2 separate regions of the Homo sapiens genome follow, and region 2 is linked to region 1. Evidence: chromatin loops called from intact Hi-C (ENCODE). Cell type or tissue: heart left ventricle. All regions are shown on one strand. Links, peaks and the distances in the headings refer to the core of each region. The heading gives the core; the rest is flanking DNA.

What was found. A loop is a pair of places that touch in the nucleus more often than their neighbours do. Peaks named below come from ENCODE experiments on the same cell type or tissue, not always from the same donor. Only the 100,000 strongest peaks of a DNase experiment are listed, where the experiment ranks them.
Region 2: it touches region 1 in a loop (4-fold over the local background); 40 of 110 quality-filtered maps call a loop at or near these places.

The regions. Positions count from the first base shown.
Region 1 is chr20:3,674,150-3,681,686 of GRCh38, reverse strand. ADAM33 (ADAM metallopeptidase domain 33) reads left to right here. Exons shown (of 22, transcript NM_025220.5): 2 at 2,116-2,195; 3 at 4,544-4,620; 4 at 6,582-6,660; 5 at 6,838-6,914; 6 at 6,994-7,183; 7 at 7,403-7,468. Among named protein-coding and RNA genes, the nearest start is that of ADAM33, 4.1 kb to the left of the region's middle. RefSeq lists enhancers at 1-252, 2,743-3,344, 3,948-4,550. In heart left ventricle, for the core only: a CTCF peak has its summit at 4,884 (motif pointing left); DNase peaks (open chromatin) are centred at 3,775 and 4,836; H3K27ac peaks cover 811 bases; H3K27me3 peaks cover 1,075 bases.
Region 2 is chr20:4,086,551-4,094,625 of GRCh38, reverse strand. No RefSeq gene overlaps it. Among named protein-coding and RNA genes, the nearest start is that of SMOX, 58 kb to the left of the region's middle. In heart left ventricle, for the core only: a CTCF peak has its summit at 2,581 (motif pointing right); DNase peaks (open chromatin) are centred at 2,595 and 2,832.

The DNA of each region.
Region 1 (7,537 bases), core at 1,968-6,967:
CACACTGCCCGGCTGCCACTCCGCTGGCAAAGCAGAGGGCATGGCTCCCTCCCCCTCGGGGGCAGCCCAGCCCCCAGCCCATAGCCGTAGCCCCCTCTTCCTGGATTCTCGCTCTCACAACCAGCTTCCATCCGCAGGCCACCGTGTGACCCGCTCCTGCTCCTCCACCCCTTAGGACTCAGCGGGGCTCCGTCCTCTAGGAAGCCCCCATGCCCAAGAGTCCCCCAGAGTCCCTGCTTTGCTCTCAGGCTGCAGAACTAGCTGTGGCCTCCACCCTGCTCACCCCTCGTCCCTCCTCCCAGGGCAGCAGGGCAGTGTGTATGTTGTTTATATTGTTGCCTTGTTTGGTGAGATAGAGAAGGGCCTCTCCAGATAGAAGGTGTCTGTTTAGCAGTGCTCTGGGAAGACTGCAGCTGTCTCCTCGGGGTAACCCCTCCAAACAAAGATGTTAAGATGGGGCTGGAACAACCTCTGCAAGCGGGTGGGAGGATTAGCCAGTCCTGCACAGCAAGTGCCTGGCCGGGAACAGGGAGGGCAACCAGGGAGGGGGCATGCGGGGCTGGGCTGTGCTATGCAGACTGGGCGGTGGCTTCCACAGCACTGTGTGGGGACCAAACAGGTACAGGGGCCTGGTCTGTTCTGGCCCCAGGGGAGGGCCCCAGGCGGTCCACTGCTCCCTCCCCTCTGAGCCCTATCCTGGGGTCAGGGGAGGTGATGGGACCCCTGGGAGAGGGGCGTCTATGTGCCCAATACCAGCCTGGCTCCCTCGGGTTCCACCCCCATTCACCCGGTCACCGGAGCTCCAGCTCCAGCTCCAGCTCTGCCCCTCTCTCCCTCATTGGGGTCAGGGTGCCCGTGGCCAGCACGTGCGCGCAAGGCCATGTGGACAGCACCCACACACCACACTGCACCCACACCACACCTGTGCCCGGGCCCACCCTACCTCTTCCCCAAACCCTTAGAGGCCTAGGAGCAGCAAAGCTTGGTTCTCTACTCTCAGTTAAGTGCTCTCTGGGCTGAGAGACCTCCCCTCCTTCCCCTCCCCCACATCCACTCAGAGCCCTCCCTGCACTGGCCCCTCTAGCCTCCTTTCCAAGGTGGCAGACTCCTCTCGGCCCTCATCTGCCTGATGGCAATTCACTCATCCAATCAAGGAGGGCTTCTTGGAGGAAGGGTCTTTGATGTTTGTAGTCTGGGAGAGAAGGTGGAGGAGAAAAAAGGAGTTGGGGTGGCCTAGCAGGAGCTGAGTCACTTCCACAGGCAGCCATCAGCCCAGCAGGACTGAGGCCAGGGCTGCGTGGAGGGGGGAGGCTGTCTGTTCTGGGAGCTGGGACTGGGTACCGGGGGAAGGAGGGCTGCTGCAGGCTCTGGGTGCCTGGGGCCTGGCTCCTGCAGGGCGGGCCTGTGAGAGTGGTTGGGGCCAGTGGAGGGCTGGGAGCATTCCAGGGGAACATTCCAGGCGCCCTCTGAGTAATGCTTGGCTCTGGGATTCCTCCTAGAGCCCCCTTAGGCACACCCGGCCAGGGAGCACCAAGGCTCCGTCCAGAAGCGTCCCCTCCCCTTGAAGAGATGAGGAGGGGCCTTCTGGGCCAGGGTACCAAAACCCTGCCACCAGGACAGAGTCCCCGAGGGAGCTCTGGGCAAGGTGGACCTCGCAAGGCAACATCTGGCTGTTGTTTTTCTCAGATGATGGGGGGGGCACAAGTGTCCTCTCTTCGTACATCTCTCACCCTAAAGGCATCTGCTGCCCATCTAAAAATCCCTAAGGCTGCCGCGCTCTTTCCTTCCCCTCTGCACTGGCGGCCTTGGCCTCTTCCTTGTGATCGCCGAGCCCAAGCCTGCCCCCCGACAAAGGTCAGGGGACTCCCGTGTCCCCAGCTGAGCTGTCCCTTTCCAGCCTTCTCTTTTCCTCCTCCTTGATAGCTCCTCAGATCCAAGGATGCCCACGGGCGTCCCTCCTTCTCCAGGCTGAGCCCACGCGTGTTGAAGGTGAAGTCTGCCCCAAAAGGCCTCCAGTGCCTCCCTGGGGATGTCCTCTACCCCCCTCCCTCTGCTTTGTCCCATGCCCCTGTGTTCCTCAGGTCCCCCTCACCCTGTGCTCTGTCTTTACTCCAGGACATATCCCTGGGCAGCCAGTCACCCCGCACTGGGTCCTGGATGGACAACCCTGGCGCACCGTCAGCCTGGAGGAGCCGGTCAGTGCCATGTCTCCCCGCCCTCCACAGGGGCCCTGAACCTCCCAGCCCTTTTGTCTCTCCCTACATTACAGCTTCTAGTTTTGCTGGGGTCCCCAGAACCACCAAGTCACTACTCCTATAGGCCCCTGCCTCCCCTGCCCCTCAAGTGGGCAGAAGAAGGCACTGGGGTTTGGACATCTGGATCTCGTGAGCCCGCACACATGGAAGTCATTTCAGCTTTCTCCACCCCACCTCCCTCTTTCCCTCCCTCCCTGGATGATCTGGGCCACCCCCACCCCCACCAGGCAGAAATGGGTCCAGAGTTTGTGGGTCCTGAAGCTTTTCAGGAGCCTCTAAAAAAAAAAAAAAAAAAGCACCAAAAAGAAAACCTTTTGCAAAGTTGACCAGAACATGTGACCCTGTGGACACACTGCTGTCCCTCTCAGGGCCCTGCCACGAAGGCCTGAACCTTCAGCCTCACTGGCTCCTGTGGAATCCACTTCTGGTATCGGGGGGGCAGTGGTCACTCTCCTGATGTCCCCCAGATGTAAGACCACCCCATGTGCTTCTTCTGCAGGACGCTCTGCCCCAGCCTCTTCCCAATCCCGCTCTTCACACGCTTCCAGAATAACCATGCCCCATCTGTTTGTGCCATAATATCTGTGCTGCAAACTAAGAGGGCAGTAGCCTTGATATGCTCATTTTACAGAGGGGCAAACGGAAGCCCAGAGAGCTTGGGGAAATTGTCCATGGTCACACAGCTCTTTAGGCTGGGAGCCTGAGACCCACTAAGGTCTGAACGATTTTAAACCATTGGCTACACCCCTGCCCCTCCTAGAGAGCCCTCTTTGTTTGGAATTTTCAGCCCTACTGTCCAAATCCAGCAAGAGGGAAGGCAGGGGAGCATTGCCATGAAGGCTGAGAGGCCCCCAGAGACCCAGCAGCTCCCAACCCAGGGCCCTCACTGGGATCCCCTAGGCCCATAAGGCCCCCATTCCACTGGTCAAGCACGGCACTGGCCTGAGCTTTGAGATTGCCCTCCCCATCCCCAGGAGGGGAAGGCTGGACACACACTGGGGTCACTCTGCCTCTGGGCCTCCCTGTCTGTCTGGCCTGGGCTGTGACCAAGAGGAGAGCCCCAAAGGGGCTCTGCTTCCCCCACCGGTGGGCCCCTGCCCCCAGGAAGCCTGCCAAGATGGTACAGAAGAAAGAGTAGAGGCTAGGTGTCCCCTCCAAAAGGCAGGAAACACTCACATTTCAAGATGAGGGGTATATATCAAGGGGCAGGGTACCAGGAGGGCAAGAGTAAAGATAGCAGGGGCTGCAGAGGAACAGGGACCTCGAGTATGGCCTTTTTCCCGGTGCAGACCTTTCCCCAATAAAGCAAGTGGCATTCCAGCCTCATGAGCTCATGCTGGAGGCCTTGTGGGGCCTGTGGCCAGGGAGGCAAGGACCATCTGCTCCCCACTTGCGAAGGAAGAACTCCCTCCAAAGACTCTGAGACCCTTGGACAGGGCCCCAGGCCAGTGCATTTTTGGAGAAAAGGAGTCGGGGGTTAAACATTCCGAAGGCGCAGCAGCCTCCCAGGAAGCTCCTGGGCCGGCTCCAACTCTGGGCCCCCAGCCAGGCTGAGTGGACAAGGGGGAAGTGGGGTGTTCCCACAGGGTGGGAGACGCCAAGAGGGTGGGGGAAGGAGAGAGGGCTGGCCGTCCAAGCCAGCCTCCTGACACCTAGCTGAGAGCCAGTGTGCTCTCTTGGCTGGAATGGCGTCCATGTTTACTTCGTGGGTCCAGTGAAGCAGGTGTCGGAGCCGGAGGGACGGGGGCTGCTGGAGGCCCAGGAAAACTTTGGAAGAGGGAGCAGTTTGCCAAAATTGGAAGTGGAGGAGTCAAATTTGAATTCTATAGGGAATGAGCAGCAGCTCATTTGGAAACAAGCCTCAGGTAGCAGAGGCTCTGAGGAGGCCCTGACCATGGCTACCCGATGCCCCCATAATGTCCTCAGCACCCCTCTGTCTTCCCCTGCTTTTGATGCCCCTTCTGGGCATGAAAGAAGAGGGCGGGCCAGGGGAGGGGCACCTTTCTGGGACCTCTGGTCTCTAGGGAGGATGCTGGTGTGCCTGGCAGGCTGTGCCAACGCCCTTCCAAGTGGCTGTTGTCAGGACTGCAAACATCCTGAGTTTGGGAACATCTTTGTATGTTCTCACCTCCTCCACGCCCTCCATAGTATGTGGGGGGTCCTGCTGACTCCCCAGCCCACGTTCTCCCCAAGAACTTCCTCCCCAGCCGGCTCCACAGGCCACCTACTCCCTGGCAGGCAGGAGGCCTGGAGGCCACCATCTCAGCTCCACACATTTTCTTGCCCAGGTCTCGAAGCCAGACATGGGGCTGGTGGCCCTGGAGGCTGAAGGCCAGGAGCTCCTGCTTGAGCTGGAGAAGAACCAGTGAGTGCCAGGCTGGGGTAGGGCTGGGAGGAGGGGATCAGTGTTGGGGGGCAGGGACTGACACAGATCTGTGCGGGTGGCTGGATGGGCAGAGGACCCCAGAGAGGGTGCAGATGACAGGGAGAGTCACGCAGGCCTGTGGTTGGCTCCCTGGAGGCTGAAGAGGACCGCTGAGGCTGTCAGCCCCGCTGTGGGGCACCTCCGCCCTCCCAACCCCAGGAGCGGCTTGTTAGCTCCCTGCTGGCGATGAGTGAGCACCACCTAGTGGACATTTGCAAGATATGCTGAGTCTAAAGAAATCCTAGAGGGAAAAGATGAGCCGGCACCCCAGGCTAAGGGAATGGCAGGGACCAAGATGCGGTGGCTTTGGGAGGCCGAGGCGGGCGGCTCACCTGAGGTCAGGAGTTTGAGACCAGCCTTGCCAACATGGTGAAACCCCGTCTCTACTAAAAATACAAAAAATTAGCCAGGCGTGGTGGCGGCGCCTGTAATCCCAGCTACTTAGGGGGCTGAGACGGGAGAATCGCTTGAACCCCGGAGGTAGAGGTTGTGGTGAGCCAAGATCACACCACTGCACCACTCCGGCCTGGGCAAAGAGTGAGACTCCGTCTCAAAAAAAGAGAAAAAAAAGAAAAAGAAAAAAAAAAAGAAAGAAAAGAAAAAAGAAAAAGATGCAGTGGCTACACTTGGGGGCAGCAGTTTGTCTGACCTGCCTGGAAGGTCTCCATCTACAGGGAGGGGAGCAGGGGGGAATGAATTTGGAGAGTCCCAGGAGGGCCAGATCACAGAAGGCCATTTTGGTGCTCAGTGTCCTGGACCATCCAGAGCCAAAGATTTTGAGCTGGGGAAGGGACAGGCAGACCTGTGCTCAGGAAGGTGCCTTGGGCTGGGTGGGGTGGGTGTCCGGGCTGGAGCGCAGGCTCTTAAAACCACCCAGATTATGTTATCAGTATATATCACCTACTGAGTGCTTGACCGCAGGCGCTGTTCTGAGCACTTGACACGTATTTTATTCTCCCTCGTGGAGTCGGATGGACAGGGAACAAACTCTAGTTCCACTGTGCCCAACCATATTTTCCCGACGTCCCTACCCTTTCAATGGGGTGGTCACATCACCTACCTCCTAGGGTGGCGGGTGTGTGTGGGGCAGGGGTAGGGGGCAGAGCTGGGGCAGGTGGTGGAATGCCTGGGAGGGGGGAAGCAGCCATCATTAGCGGGTGGTCTGGAGGTAATGAGGCCAAGGTGAGGTTGGGTTAAGGATTTTCTTTAAAGAAGACAGATTGACTTATGATTGATCCATCCGTGTGGGAAAGATCCTGTTGAGATGGAGCCTGAAGATGGAATCATTACCGGAGTGGGTGTGGAGAAGGCAGGGAGGGTGGAAGCAGCGTGGGCAGGTGGCGATTCTGTTTTCTCTGGAGGCAGGGGGTGAGCATCAATCACTGAAGGACAGGTGGGAGGTATGTGGGGTCTAGAAGTCTGAGGAAAATATTTCAAGGATCTAGGGCAGGTGGGGGCAAGAGGGTCGACCAGATGCCCAACAAAGGAGGGCAGCAGGCAGGGGAACTGGGGGAGGTCACCGCATTTCCCCAACTCCAAGTCCCATTCTTCGGCAGTGTCTCCTGACTCCTCCCCTCCCGATCCTGTGGATCCTGCTGCCTGCTGCAGGTCCCCTGGGAACCACAAACTCTTCCCCTATTCCCACTCCTCCCCGGCGTCCTCCCTGGTGCTTCCCATATTCACACCTCCCACAACTAAGCCATCACCAAGGCTCCTTCCTCTAGCCCCAAGAGTTTCTGATCTGAGCAAGTCACCATTGCTCCTGTCCCTTCCCTAAGACACACTGTGAGTGTCTCACTCATAAAGCTGCTCCATTAGCATTTAGGGAGGAAGGCTGGGAGACATCCTGGAGGAGGCAGGAGGAAGCTGAATTCAGTGTTCCCTGTAACACCCCCTCTCAGCAGGCTGCTGGCCCCAGGATACATAGAAACCCACTACGGCCCAGATGGGCAGCCAGTGGTGCTGGCCCCCAACCACACGGTGAGATGCTTCCATGGGCTCTGGGATGCACCGCCAGAGGTACCCCCCCACCATTCCTACCCCTACTCCTCCTTGCATTCCTAAGGGGCGGTTGGAGCCAGCCCCTACCACACCCTCCCTCTTGCCCCTCTTGCTCCAGCCCTGGCTGAGATTTGGGGCTGGCCCCTTCCTCCCTAGGATCATTGCCACTACCAAGGGCGAGTAAGGGGCTTCCCCGACTCCTGGGTAGTCCTCTGCACCTGCTCTGGGATGAGGTGAGCTCTGGGAGAGGAGGCTGGGCCTGGGATGGGGAAAGAGCTCCCTCACACCCGCTCCTACCCCTCTGCACCCTAGTGGCCTGATCACCCTCAGCAGGAATGCCAGCTATTATCTGCGTCCCTGGCCACCCCGGGGCTCCAAGGACTTCTCAACCCACGAGATCTTTCGGATGGAGCAGCTGCTCACCTGGAAAGGAACCTGTGGCCACAGGGATCCTGGGAACAAAGCGGGCATGACCAGCCTTCCTGGTGGTCCCCAGAGCAGGGTCAGGGGCATCGATCGGATGGGAGTGGGAATGCTGTATCTATAGCCCTCCAAATCAGAAGAGACGGGAATTCACAGGCCTCGAGTCCCAGTATTTTTATTGAAGTCTGAAGAAACAAGTTCCAGAAAACATGTTAAACTTCCTTCTGGGAGCTGGGATTGGTGGTCAGGGCTCAAGCCCAGCAGCTTCCACTCAGGGTCCCCATTTGCACCTCCGCAGGGCAGGCGAGAAGCGCGCAGGACCCGGAAGTACCTGGAACTGTACATTGTGGCAGACCACACCCTGGTGAGGAGAGACCCCAGGGGTTGGCGGGGTCAGGGATGGGGCCAGCTCAGCCCCTCAAGCCACCGGGAT
Region 2 (8,075 bases), core at 1-5,000, 410 kb before region 1:
ACGTATTTTTTTTTTCTTTTTTGAGACAGTCTCACTCTGTTGCCCAGGCTGGAGTGCAGTGGAGCGATCTCGGCTCACTACAACCTCTGTCTCCCAAGTTCAAGTGGTTCTCCTGCTTCAGCCTCCCGAGTAGCTGGGATTACAGACGTGTACCACCACCCTCAGCTAATTTTTGTATTTTAAGTAGAGATGGGATTTCACCATGTTGGCCAGTCTGTCTCTAACTCCTGACCTCAAATGATCTGCCTGCCTCAGCCTCCCAAAGTGCTGGGATTACAGGCATGAGCCATTGCACCCAGCCCCATGTAATGTTTCTTGATTGGTCTTAACGTGCACTGGCCAATATGATAGACCCTAACCACGTGTGGCAATTGAGCATTTGATATGTGACTAGTCTGAATTGAGATGTGCTGTTAGAATAAAATGCACAGCATATTTTTAATATTTAGTAACTTAATCATGTGTATATCGGTTTCATGTCAAAATAATAATATTTTTAATATATTAGGTTAAATAAAATACACTTTTTTTTTCGAGATGTAGTTTCGCTCTTGTTGCCCAAGCTGGAGTGCAATGCACAATCTCGGCTCACTGCAACCTCCATCTCCCAGGTTCAAGCAATTCTCCTGCCTCAGCCTCCCGAGTAGCTGCGATTACAGGCATGCACCACCACGCTCAGCTAATTTTTGTATTTTAAGTAGAGACAGGATTTCGCCATGTTGGCCAGACTGGTCTCGAACTCCCGACCTCAGGTGATCAGCCCACCTTGGCCTCCCAAAGTGCTGGGATTACAGGTGTGAGCCACTGCACCTGGCCTAGAATACACTATTAAAAGTAATTTCATCTCTTTCTTTTTATGTTTTTAATATGGTTACTGGAAGACTGTCAATTACACATGTGACTCACATTATATTTCTATTGGCCAGCACTAATTTAAACCAATCATGAGAATACTATTGAGTGTTAGAGTTCTCTAGGGAAACAGAACCAATAGGAGATATACATATACATATATACATATATATCTCCTATACATAGGCAAGTCCCAAGATCTGCAGAGTGAGTTGGCAAACCAGAGACCCAAGAGGGCTGATGGTTTCATTCTAGCCCAAGTCTGAAGCCCTGAGAACCAGGAGAACCAATAGTGTAATTCTTATCCAAAGACCAGCAGTTTCAAGGCCCAGGAAGAGCTGATGTTTCTGTTCACGTCCAAAGGCAAGAAAAAAGCTGATGACCCAGTTTGAAAGCAATCAGGCAGGAGGAATTCTTTCTTACTCAAGAGAGGGTCAGCCTTTTTGTTCAATTTAGGCTTTCAATTGATTGGAGGAGGGCTCACATTAGGGAAAGCAATCTGCTTTACTTGGTCTAACAATTTAAGTGTTAATCTCATCCAAAAGCACTCTCGCAGAAATACCCAGAACAATGTTTGATCAAATACCTGGGCACCCCATGGCCCAGTCAAGAAGACACACAAGGCCAGGCGTGGTGGCTCACTCCTGTAATCCCACCACTTTGGGAGGCCGAGGCAGGCAGATCACTTGAGGTCAAGAGTTCGAGACCAGCCTGGCCAACATGGTGAAACCCTGTCTCTACTAAAAGCACAAAAAATTAGCAAGGCAGGGTGGCACATGCCTGTAATCCCAGCTACTCGGGAGGCTGAGGCAGGAGACCAACCACCTTGGCCTCCCAAAGTGCTGGGGTTACAGGCGTGAGCCACCACACCTTGCCCGTGCAGGTCTTTGGGGGCCATGGAACATAATTTGGACTTTACTGTAAGTGCAGTGGGAAATTCTTGAAAGCTTTTTAGTGTCATAGCCAAATGGTGTTGAGTGAGTGAGTTCTGGTTGCAATGTGCAGTGTGGAAGCAGAAAGACCCATAGGAAGAGGCTGGAGTATATACAGGAAAGAAAATAGATAATCAAATACAAGATTGCATAGCTAAAATGAGAAGTCTGGTGGAAGTTTAATAGGCGGCAAGATCAGTGTGATTTGAGATGGTGAAGCTCTCTTGAATGTGTAATTACACTTTAAGTTCACCCATTACCTCCAGGCTACAGGACCTTGTCTGATTCTCTCTACTTGACAAAGACATGATGGCTGGCTCAAGGCCACAGAAATCAGTCACAGCATCAAGCAGCCCCTTCAGACCAGCTTCCTGGCCTAGCCTTCATGATGCCAAGGTTTCCTAAGGAAGACTACCAAACATCCCCCCAGTAAAGCCACCAAACCCAGGGAGACCCCGTCTCTGCGAAAAATTTAAAAATTAGCTGGGCATGGTGGCACGCACCTCTGGTCCCAGCTACTTGGGAGAATCGCTTGAGCCCAGGAGTTTGAGGCTGCAGTGAGCCATGATTGCACCACTGCACTCCAACCTGGGCAACAGGGCAAGACGCTCTCTCAAAAAAAAAAAAAAAAAAAACCATCAAACCCTTTGCTTGGAAAACTACCTTCAATCTCACCAGCTACGAATTATCACCCTGATCCCTTCTCCCTCCTTTCCTAAGTCCCAACGGGCCGCTTTTGGACAAGCAGCCTAGGGAAAAATTCTATGGGAATCACCACCGTTCTCAGCGGGCCCACGAGAGGGCGAAAGAGAGTCAACGGGCCTGGGACATCTTTTCTCTGGCTCCCAAGAGCAGGGAGGAAGTGGAATCCAGGGCAGGTGTGAGGCCGATTCTGGACTTGGGTGGGTGGGTAGGGGCTGAGATAAGGGAGGCCCCGGGAGCCTGGCAGCTGCTTCCCTTGCCCTCGCCTTCACAGCATGGTAGGAGAGGCCGCTGTCACCCCCACTGCTGGGCAGAAATGTATCTAGCCTTGGCTGACCCCACAAGGACACTGGGTCGCGGCACCTCAGATAAGATTCACTTGGTTGCAAGGCAGCAGGGCTTATATGTCAGTCATCCACAGGCTGCAGGCTGTGGGAGTGGGCGTGACTCCCACTGGGCAAAGGGCAATTCCCTAGAGAAGAGAGAAGGCCCCTGTGACCCAACAGGCACAGCAGCCGCAGATGCACCCTATCCTGCAAAGGGGTCTGGGCGAGGCACCCACAGTGTCCATTTCAGTCCCCTATCGGTTTACTGCTGACCCCAGCCAGCCTCTCTCCTCCTCTTTCCCGGGTAAGAACAGACATGGCCCAGGGTTTTCACATTGGCTGGGACAGTCCATGAAGTTCTAAGGGGTCCTGAGGCCCGACCTCCTGCAGCTGGGATCCTCTGTCGGCTCCCCTTCCCAGGCCCAGGGGAATCTTTCTTACACATTTGCCTCCTCTGGTTTCTCCCTGATGACGCAGGGATTCAGCCATGCTCTTCACTTAATGATTCATGTCTTTTCCTTCAGGGGCCCAGACTAACTTTTTCCTCTTTACAGCTTTGCAAAAACAAAGGTCCCATCCCCACCACCTTATCACTTACACCATAAGGGGTTTGTGACTTTTAACTAAAAGAACCTTTATTACAGCAGAAATGCCATGTGCCAGAGAAGATACCCACCCAGCCCCCAGTGGCTTTGGGAACCTGCAAAACACAGTAAAGGTTGAGAACAACTGAATTTCCAGCATCTTTCCTCATCCTGGGAATTCCTAGGAATCCTCCACTGACCGAGTCAGCACAGAAATGAAATGGAAACTGGAGGCTTAGCCAATCAGATGCTTCCACCCAGCTCTTTGAGCCTGTAGTGAGTGATACAAGAAGCCAAGGACAGTGAACTATTCATCCTGGCAGTGGTGGCAGCAGCAGCATCCTGGGGCCTGGCTACATGGTGGTGATGGCCACAGTGTCCCCCAGATGTTCCAGCAGCATGGTTTTCATCGTGGTCTTGGCTATCCAGCTGCTACCTTTGGTGCCTGCGTGATTTCTGGGTCCAGTCTTCAAGATATTCTGTGAGCTAATCAATACCCTTCCATTAGGTTTTTTGTTTTTTTGTGTTTTTTTTTGCCATAATCAGAGCCTGTTTCTTCTGCTTGCAACTGCGAATGGACTAATACAGAGTCTTTGAAGGGTATGGGCAGGGAGAAATGATGGGACCTGGCTTGTACTTTGAAGAAGTCCTATAGGCTGCTATGTGGCCACGATAGTAGAGCACAGCTACAGCAAATGTGAGTAGACCAGGTAGACAAGTTCCTTGGACTGGGGTGGTGGCAATAGGAAAAGTTGAATGGCGTTTTGGGGGGTGAAAATCAAATTGGCTTGGTGAGGTAACGGATGTCGGAGAAGTGGGAGGAAGGACTCAGGATGTCACCCAGGTTTCTGTCTTTCACAAGTGGGTGTTGCGTTAGATTGATTGCAAAAATGGCCGCAATTCTCCACCCCTCCCTTTGCAATATGATTTAGTAACATCTCTCATCAAGAAGCAGAACTTTGCCAGGTGCTGTGGCTCACATCTGTAGTCCCAGCTACTCGGGAGGCTGAGCTGCGAGGACTGCTTGAGCCCAGGAGTTCGAGGCTGTAGTGAGCTATGATTACGCCACCGCACTCCAGTCTGGGTGACAGAGCAAGACCCTGTCTCTAAAGCAAACAAACAAAAGAATCAGAACTTTTTCCCAAACTCTTTCAAGTGAGGCTTGGCTTTGAGAGTTGTTTGACCAAAAGAGTTTGGCAGAAGTGACAGTCTGTCAGTTCCAAGTAAAGACCTTATAAGATCTTGCATGTTTTCATTTGTTTTCCTGAAACCCTGCAATCACTATGTGACTAAGCCTAGACTAGCCTGCTGCATGGCCACGCTATACCAGCCAGCTTCCAGCCAACCCAGCATCTGATTGCAAAAGCCTAGAGAAATAATAAATGGTTAATGCATTAAGCCAGTAAGTTCTGGGGTGGTTTGTTATCCAGCAAGGGCAAACTGATATATATATATATATATATATATACACACACACACACACACACACACATATATATACACATATATATACACACATATATATACATATATATACACACATATATATACATATATATACACATATATATACACATATATATACATATATACACATATATACATATATACACACATATATACATATATACACACACATATATATACACATATATATACATATATATACACATATATATACACATATATATACACATATATATATACACACACACACACAAACACACACCTCCCTATATATATAAAACCATCAGATATATATATGTGTGTGTATATATGTATATGTATGTATGTATATAACATATGTCAGGTATAACATATCAGGTATGTGTGTGTATATATATATACACATATATATATATACACACACAGACACACACCATGGTGTGTGTGTATATATGTATATACATATATATATATGTCCATCCACATCCCAACCAAGCCCACCACCCTCTAGACTTTCAAGGGCTCCTGACTACCTGGACTTTCCACTGTTCTCCTTGGCCCATGAAATTGGATGTCCCTGTCCCAAGGCTGTCTGCAGTACACTCGAACTTGCTCTGCCCTTGAACTTGCTCTTGGGCATATCAGCTGCCCCTTAGGCCAGACCCTGGGCTTTCTGTATCTCAGAAATCTGCTTTTATCCCTGGACCCCACATTAGTCCCTGTTCCTGGCCTTTGGGATTTGCCGTGGTTGTGGTTGGGCCCTCCAACTGGGTGAGGGCCCAACTGCTCACTCCCAGGAGACCAGTACCCACATCCCAGCACAGAGCAGGTGAGAGCTCCCACACTCCTTTTTACCCACTCTCACGGCCTTACTGTGTGCCCTTCTGTAGCTTCTGTGACCCATTGATCTTCCTACAACCTCCCTGGCAGGATCTCTTTGCTCCTCTCCATCCCATATTCAATACCGGGTCCCTGTGGAGCGCCAGGCTCTATACTAAGGACCCTGTGTGGGTCCCCCAAGGGCAGAAACCATCTTTCCCCATCAACTCAAAGTCTCCTAGGCATAAAGGCTGGGGGTGGAGGGCTGAGGACTGACCCAGGACCTCTATTTTGCCTCCTGTAAATAAAGATATCTCAAAATACAGTAAGAAGACCAACTAAGTGGGTGAAACTCCACCAACTGACAGATAATTGTCACATCTTAACTATACATCTTTCCTCGGCAGGCAAGACACATCTAGGCCTGGTGAAGACAGAAACGCTAGTCCCCCCCCTTATTTGCAGGGGATACATTCAAGACCCCCAGTGGATGCCTGAAACCGCAGATAGTACCAAACCCTATACATACTATGGATTTTTCTATATGTACATATCCACCATAAAGTATAATGCATAAATTAAGCACAGTTAAGAGGTTAACAATAATAACTGATAATAAAATAGAACAATTATAACAACTGTTCTATTTTATTCTCAGTTATTATTGTTAATAATAATTATGTTGTGATGATGTTAAGCATCACCACTTTTGCATCCAGGGGTCGTTATTAAATGAAGTAAGGGTTACCTGAACATAAGCACTGCGATACCTCAGCAGTTGATCTGACAGCCAAGACAGCTACCAAGTGACTAATGAGCGGGAAGAATATGCAGCATGGACGTGCTGGACAGAGGGATGATTCACTCTACTCAGCATGGCAGGCAATTTAAAATGGGAGTTGCTCATTTTGTTTTTTGGTTTTCTTTTTCTTTTTCTTTTTCTTTTTTTTTTTTTTTTTGAGACTGAGTCTCACTCTGTCACCCAGGCTGGAGTGCAAGGGTGCAATCTTGGCTCACTGCAACCTCTGCCTTCCAGGTTCAAGCGATTCTCCTGCCTCAGCCTCCCAAGTAGCTGGGACTACAGGCACACACCACCATGCCCAGCTAATTTTTGTATTTTAGTAGAGAAGGGGTTTCACAATGTTGGCCAGGCTAGTCTCAAACTCCTGACCTCAAGTGATCTGCCCGTCCCAGCCTACCAAAGTACTGGGATTACAGGTGTGAGCCACCCCATCTGGCCAAAACATGAATTATTTATTTCTGGAATTTTTCCATTCAATATTTTCAATCTGTGATTGACAGCATCTAACTGAAACCGCAGAATGCAAAATTGCCAATAAGGTGGGGGACTATTGTAATTTTCTTTTTCTTTTGTGAACCACTCCCTCCCAGGGCCAAAAAGAGTCAGATCCTCTGCAGCAGGGGTCTCCAGCTCCCGCAGTACTGATCCATGGCCTGTTAGAAACTGGGCCACACAGCAGGATGTGAGCTGCAAGTGAGTGAGCATTACCGCCTGAGCTCCGCCTCCTGTCAGATCAGCAGCAGCATTAGGTTCTCATAGAAGCACGAACCCTACTGCAAACTGCGCATGTGAGGGATCTAGGTTGCACGCTCCTTATGAGAATCTGATTAATGCCTGATGATCTGAAGTCGAACAGTTTCATCCCAAAACCATCCCCTCCCCCCTACCCCGTCTGAGGAAAAATTGTCTTCCTCAAAACCAATCCCTGGTGCCAAAAAGTTTGGGGACCACTGGTCTACAAAGAATGCGCATGGATCAGGTGGGGACATGCTATGGTTTGAATGTCCCCTCCAAAACTCATGTTGGAATTTAACTCCCATTGTAGCAGGGTTGAGAGGTGGGGCCTTTAAAAGGTTGGTGAATGCCGTTATCAGTCAAATGGGTTAGTTATCCCAGGAGTGGTTTCCTGATAAAAGGATGAGTTTGGCCAGTTTTCTTTCTGTCTCACACATGTGCTTCCTCACCATGTGATATCTTCCACCATGGGATAAAGCAGCATGAAGTCTTCATCAGTCAGACACCAGCGTCATGCTCTTGGCCTTGCCAGCTTCCAGAACCGTGAGCCAAATACATTATTTTCTTTATAACTTACCCAGTCTGTGGTATTCAGTTATAGCAGCAGAAATGGACTAAGATGGAACACAAGAGAGGGAAGGAAGTGCAGAGAGAGGGGGAGAAGAGGGAATAAAACTTCCCCAGAGCTGCGGAGAGCCTACCCCATCTCTTCATCCCTGGGAATCAGGGAGGGGCTGCAGACACAGCCCCTAAGCCTGCTCTGCATGATGAGAAGCATAAAGACCTGACCCTACAGCGTAGTACCCTAAGCATGTTCCTCCTGCCTGCGATGAAAGGGGCTATCTCCCCACCCACATACAACCCATCTGCCTCAGGT